Linked DNA regions of Homo sapiens: region 1 is linked to region 2. Evidence: chromatin contacts called from ENCODE Hi-C or POLR2A ChIA-PET data. All regions are on one chromosome and are shown on one strand. Each heading gives the region's core, a stretch centred on a gene start or an enhancer-like site at or near the end of the contact. The rest is flanking DNA. Distances are from core to core; before and after follow the strand shown.

Evidence for each region. A loop is a pair of places that touch in the nucleus more often than their neighbours do. ChIA-PET counts read pairs that join two places held with the same protein, here RNA polymerase II (POLR2A). Pooled maps may share reads with other maps.
Region 1: a loop to region 2 is called in a map of endothelial cell of umbilical vein, with 21 times the contacts of the local background. The contact joins two enhancer-like sites. A Hi-C loop is called at or near these places in 1 of 168 maps with a recorded cell type or tissue (endothelial cell of umbilical vein) and 1 of 50 pooled maps. POLR2A ChIA-PET finds 5 or more read pairs at or near these places in 1 of 52 experiments (endothelial cell of umbilical vein).

The regions. Positions count from the first base shown.
Region 1 is chr4:145,731,587-145,734,286 of GRCh38, forward strand. It overlaps C4orf51 (chromosome 4 open reading frame 51), which reads left to right. Exons shown (of 6, transcript NM_001080531.3): 6 at 867-1,211. The coding sequence ends at 974. Among named protein-coding and RNA genes, the nearest start is that of C4orf51, 53 kb to the left of the region's middle. RefSeq lists a silencer at 1,256-1,855 and an enhancer at 2,411-2,700. Within about 2 kb of position 1,430, at least 33 of the 41 ENCODE cell types and tissues checked have a DNase peak (open chromatin) inside an H3K27ac peak, as active enhancers do; they include endothelial cell of umbilical vein, where a contact is called at or near this core.
Region 2 is chr4:145,277,812-145,280,511 of GRCh38, forward strand. No RefSeq gene overlaps it. Among named protein-coding and RNA genes, the nearest start is that of LINC02266, 61 kb to the right of the region's middle. Within about 2 kb of position 1,405, at least 4 of the 41 ENCODE cell types and tissues checked have a DNase peak (open chromatin) inside an H3K27ac peak, as active enhancers do; they include endothelial cell of umbilical vein, where a contact is called at or near this core.

The sequences.
Region 1 (2,700 bases), core at 180-2,679, 450 kb after region 2:
TTTTTTTTTTTGAGACAGGAGTTTCACTCTTGTTGCCCAGGCTGGAGTGCAATGGCGTGATCTTGGCTCACTGCAACCTCCACCTCCTGGGTTCAAGCAATTCTCCTGCCTCAGCCTCCCGAGTAACTGGGATTACAGGTGTGTGCCACCACACCCAACTAATTTTTGTATTTTTAGTAGAGACAGGGTTTCACTGTGTTGGCCAGGCTGGTCTCGAACTCCTGACCTCAGGTGATCTGCCCACCTCGGCCTCCCAAACTGCTGGGATTACAGGCGTGAGCCACCATGCCCGGCCGAGACAAGGCAAATCTTAATATTTTTAAATATATATAGTTTGGAGGAGAACAAGCACTGAGATATATAAATGCCCAATTTCCTGCATCAAAGCAATAAGTAGAGATTGAATGAAATTTTCAACGATCATTAACACTATTCTTAGTTTCGAAAGTATTTGCTTGCTGGGTAGTGCTTTTGGTAATCATTCTCTAAATATTTATATTCCTGTGTCCTATCTTGAAGAAGTTCCTGATGGAAACTGGAAAGCAGAGCATTCACATCCAGGAATGTGGGAACTAAAGGAATTAGGGAAACCTGGAAAGAATCTTACCAGAGAAGCAGTGGGGGCCGGTTAGGGATTGCAAGAGTTCCTGCCCTTTTTCTCTCCCACTTTATTAATCTGGCCTTCCTAACAGAGACACAATATATTAAACAGGAAGGTTAAGAGAGATGGAAGAAAATGCAGGATCAATCCCATCTCCTGCTCATGAATGATGTCTGGTTTGGAAGAGACCATTTAATTCCCAATTCTGTGGAAAAGTGACCTTTGCGGATGAGCGAGTGTTGACAACCAGGCCATTTTTCTCCAGCTTCATGGACGGTGCGATTCTGAAAGCAAGGTTTGCTCATCTGAGGATTCAGAAGCTGATCGATACTCCGATTATGGCTGGGGAGGACCCTCATCGCCATTTAACTGAGTTGGAAAATGAAGCCACAAGGCTGGAGGCGTGGAGTTTGCTTAATAAACAACTTTGAGGTATGGGGCCCTCCCAACACCCTCCCCCCACCCGCCCCGCCCAGGAACGTCTGGACCCTGGCAGGTTGGCTTTCTGGGACAATTCCATGGGCTTCATTTATCAGTTTTTTCCCTTTTTAATTGGTGGAGAGAGACAAAAGTTTTTATAATCTTTATTAAATTTTCCTTTTTAAATAAATACTTGGGACCACATTTCTCTGCTAGAACCACAGAAATGGTGCTGCGGCCCCGACCGTCGGGGGCTCCGGCGTCACAGAGCCTGTCCCTTGTATCTGGGAGCCCCGGGGAAGGCGCAGGGGCGTGAGAAATGCTCTTTGTATTCAGAGCGGTCACCCAGCAGAGCCGGAGCCTTCCACCGCCAGGTTTTCCTCCGCGCAAGGCGCCGCCGGGAAGCGAATTGGCTCCGACAGTCGCGGGGGCGGGGGCGGCCTCAGACGCGGCGGGCTCGCGAGCTCAGGGGCGGAGTCGTGGCCCTCCCGTCCCGGCTCCCTCGGTAGGCTGCCTGCGCCCCCAAAGCCGCGCCCACGGCCCGCCCACCCGCCGCCTGCCCCTCCCCTCCCCGGTCCGCCTCTTCCCGCTCCTCCCGGCCCGCCGGAGCGGCCGTCTCCTTCTTCCTCCACGGCCCACCTCTTCTCCCCCACGATCTTCCTCCCCTAGCGTCCACAGGCCGCCTCCGCCGCCTACGACCCTCCTCCTGCTGATTCCCCCCCACCACCGCCCGCCTCGTCGCCCCCGCGGAGCGCGCGGGAGGGAGGGACCGGGAGCGGCAGGGGCTGCACATGACCTGGGGCGCGGGAAGGAGCCCGCTGCCGTCTAGGCCCGCGAAGGGCCCCGGCAGCCGCCGACTTCTGAGGAAAAGCAGAACGGTGTTTGGTTTACTAAAGTAGCCGCCTCCTACCACTCTTCCTCCCCAGCCCCGCTCTCTGCTCCCCACACCCCCTTCCGTTTACTCCTAGTTACCAAGACCGTCCTTCTCTTAGGATTTCTGTTGAATAGAAAATACAATTAAAAGTCGCAGCACCACCCCTGCCTCCCGCCCCACAAACTCCTAGTGATTATTTTTGTCTCTTAGCCCTAGGTCGGGTTAAATACATTCCCCGGGAGCCATCTGGTCTGATTCCCGGCAACCTTCGTATGGTTTCCATTAAGCTCTCCAAAAGCATGCATTGAAAAGGCAGCCCTGTAGCCACTTAGGAACCTCCGGAGTTTTGCCCTGGCCAGCCCCAGTAGACATCCCAGGCAGAAGGAGAGAAAGGCCTCTGTTTAGGTTCCGAGTCTAGTACCTCATGATCCTGGTTTTAATCTCGAATTTCTTGGCTTTTCCTAGTCCAAGAAAATACAGTTCTCCAAGGTAATGGCTATCATTAATTCATCATTTGTTTTTTACTATACGCAGAGGATAGCTGATTAGAATTCTGTTTTAATTCTAAAAATGAAGGCTAACAGCTTTACAGATAGGTTGCAACAGTAACCTGGCCACACAAGTTCAATTTGACCAGCAACATTGGTATGGTGGGGTCTACACCTTCTCGCCTGTCTGTCCACCATTCCTTAACCCCCAAAAGGCAAAGAACAAATATTTGCTTGTGGAAACATATTCCCTCACACGTGGGTTAGGGCTTGTGTCCAAGAAAAAGGGAACCGGCAGGTTCATAGACTCTGAGTGT
Region 2 (2,700 bases), core at 155-2,654:
ATCCACCCACCTCGGCCTCCCAAAGTGCTGGAATTACAGGTGTGAGCCACCGCGCCCAGCCAAGAAAAAGTTTCGATATATGATATTAGTGTGTTTATCATTATACCAACACAGTCATAAGATAATGTTTAATATATTTTTATGAGGAAGGGGTCCATGAAGGCAAAAGTGTCTAGGGCCCATAGAAGTCACAAAATGCACCCCTGGGTACACTCTCATGTCCCAAATGATTTAAATTTATTAAACATGTATGTGCTATGCAGTTTTTTGCCACCTGTGATATTCTTATTCTCATTTTACAAATGAAGACTCTGACGCCTGGAAGGCAGTGAAGAGAAAGAAAGTGATAGAGTTGGGGGCTACTCTCAGGTGTCCTGATCTTCATTTCAGTGCTCTTTGTGCAAAGGGTGCCACAGGAGGTGGCAGATATGGGGCAGGGACAAATATGGAAAGAATAGAATCAAAATTTAAAGTATGGAAGGATTTATAACTGGCCAAGTGTTTCCCCAGCCACCACATTTTCTTCCTGAGATGACACTTAGTTGTCAAAATGTATACTTTTAGGTAGCCCAAGAAGGTATAAGGGAAAGTGAGGGGATGGTGCTGCTGCCCAAGACAGACTCATCAGGGTGGTTATTATTAGTGCTTCACTTTCCTTTGTGATCATGTTCTATAAACATGAATAAGACATGACAGAAACAAAGTTTAAGCCCTTGGCATAAAGTTAAAGCCTTTTAAAGACATTTAGTAAGATTGCCAGTTGCTGAGTTGTTACTGTGTTTAAAGGAAGGCTGCATTAAAATTCAGTGGTGAGTTAAGGTTCTTAACTGATACATATGTGCTTTCTAAAAAACCCAGTTTCTCTCAGAAAGATTGTTTTTGTCTTTCATAAAATATATATATATATACACACACATATGTATATATATGTGTGTGTATATATATGTATATGTGTGTGTATATGTTTTGCTCCCTTTTGCTATATTATCTATAACCTAATTTATTCTGAATTTGAACTTGTGGTTTGATAGGTAGCCCAAATGAGTCATTCAAACAAAAAAAGACATGATCTCATGAGCACTATTTTAAACATTTACTCTATTATTCAGAAGTCTTCATGTTTCTAGAAACAGCCATCTCTGCCTCCCAGATGGTCAACTGTGGACAATGAGATAACCCCCGCAAAGGAGTGAGGAGAGGATAGTGCCTCTAGGAGTAAAGTACTGATAATCACACCTCAAAAAGCCATGCTGCTCTGGTCTGAGACAGAGACCGTCCCAAAGTCTAACTCTCCTAATAAACTATTAGATACTACATTAAAAATTAATTTGGACGAGAGTTACCCTGTGATTCACTTTATGTAGATCTAAGAAAGCAAGAACATGAGTTAGCTGACAGCTAACCCGGCAGCATGTTTTCCTTCTTAGCTGCAGGGGAGAATAATGTACAGGAAAAGGTGATGTAATGATTGTCTCACGTTCATTATTCTCTCCCAAATGAATAACCTTCCACATCAAGGATGAGCTCACTCACTATTAGTGGAATAACATCTGGTGAGCATGGGCCCCCAGCTGAACACGCTATTGGTTTGGGGTTATATTTAACCAGTAGAGACTCAACTATTGTTACATGTATCACATGTGCAGCCCAGTTATATTGCAAATATCTTTTTAAGGGGTAAGGAAATACTCCTTAAAGTATTTTAACATGCAAGCCTTTTCCTTATGAAACAAGGCACCAACCTATTCCAAAAGAGATCTTAGGCTATTATTAGAGTGGAATATCTGAGACATGTGACAGAAGCCTTGGTCCGCTTTGGCTGAGGCTCGGATGCTTGCCATAGCTATCTAAGTTTAAATTTCAAATCACGGATAGGAATCTCTCTCCTTCAATTTCCCTTCCCATTCTTAATTTCCAGGCAGGCCTGCCACATGGACAATGGTGGATTTTGCAGTGTAATCTCTCTAATAGATTTACTGTAAATGATGAATCATCCTAGTACTTAAATCTAATGAGTAATGCTGTAAGTCAATTTGGTTTTAAAAAATGCAGCCTAGCTAAGGTCATCAGTTAAATGTGCTAATACAGAGTAATGTAGATGTTCAGACACAAGCACAATCGGTCCTAATGGTCAGGAAGCCCAAATACTCTGGAATCTGCTGTTTGTCAAAACCTGTAGGAGAATTGCTCCCTGAAAATCATGACATTTAGAAAAGAAGATAAGAATTTCATTCCATCAGCATGAGGAACACTCCCTAAAGTTTAGGCTCCTCTGATTGTTCTCTTCATAAAATGTATTAACACTTTATTGTGAAGACATTAACAAGCTATAATAATTTTTATTTAAAAGACCAGTTATGAAAATAATACCTATTTATTGAAGAAGACACAAGAAATTCAGAGAAGCACAAATAAAATACAATGCACCCTGCTTCTAACCATGCAGACCTCTTGACCTATGTTAGTTTTTTTTATTTGAGTCTATGTAAGCATTTTCTCATGTTATTAGCTATTCTTCTATATTTTATTCTGAATGGTCATATAATGGGATATCATGTGACTGTACCATAATTTATCAAATCTGCTCTGTCTTGGACTCTAATTTCTTGCTATTATAACCAAGGCTGTGATAAAAGTCTGTGTAGCTAAATCTTTGCACACATAGGTGATTATTTGCTTAGGATAAATTTGCAGAAATAA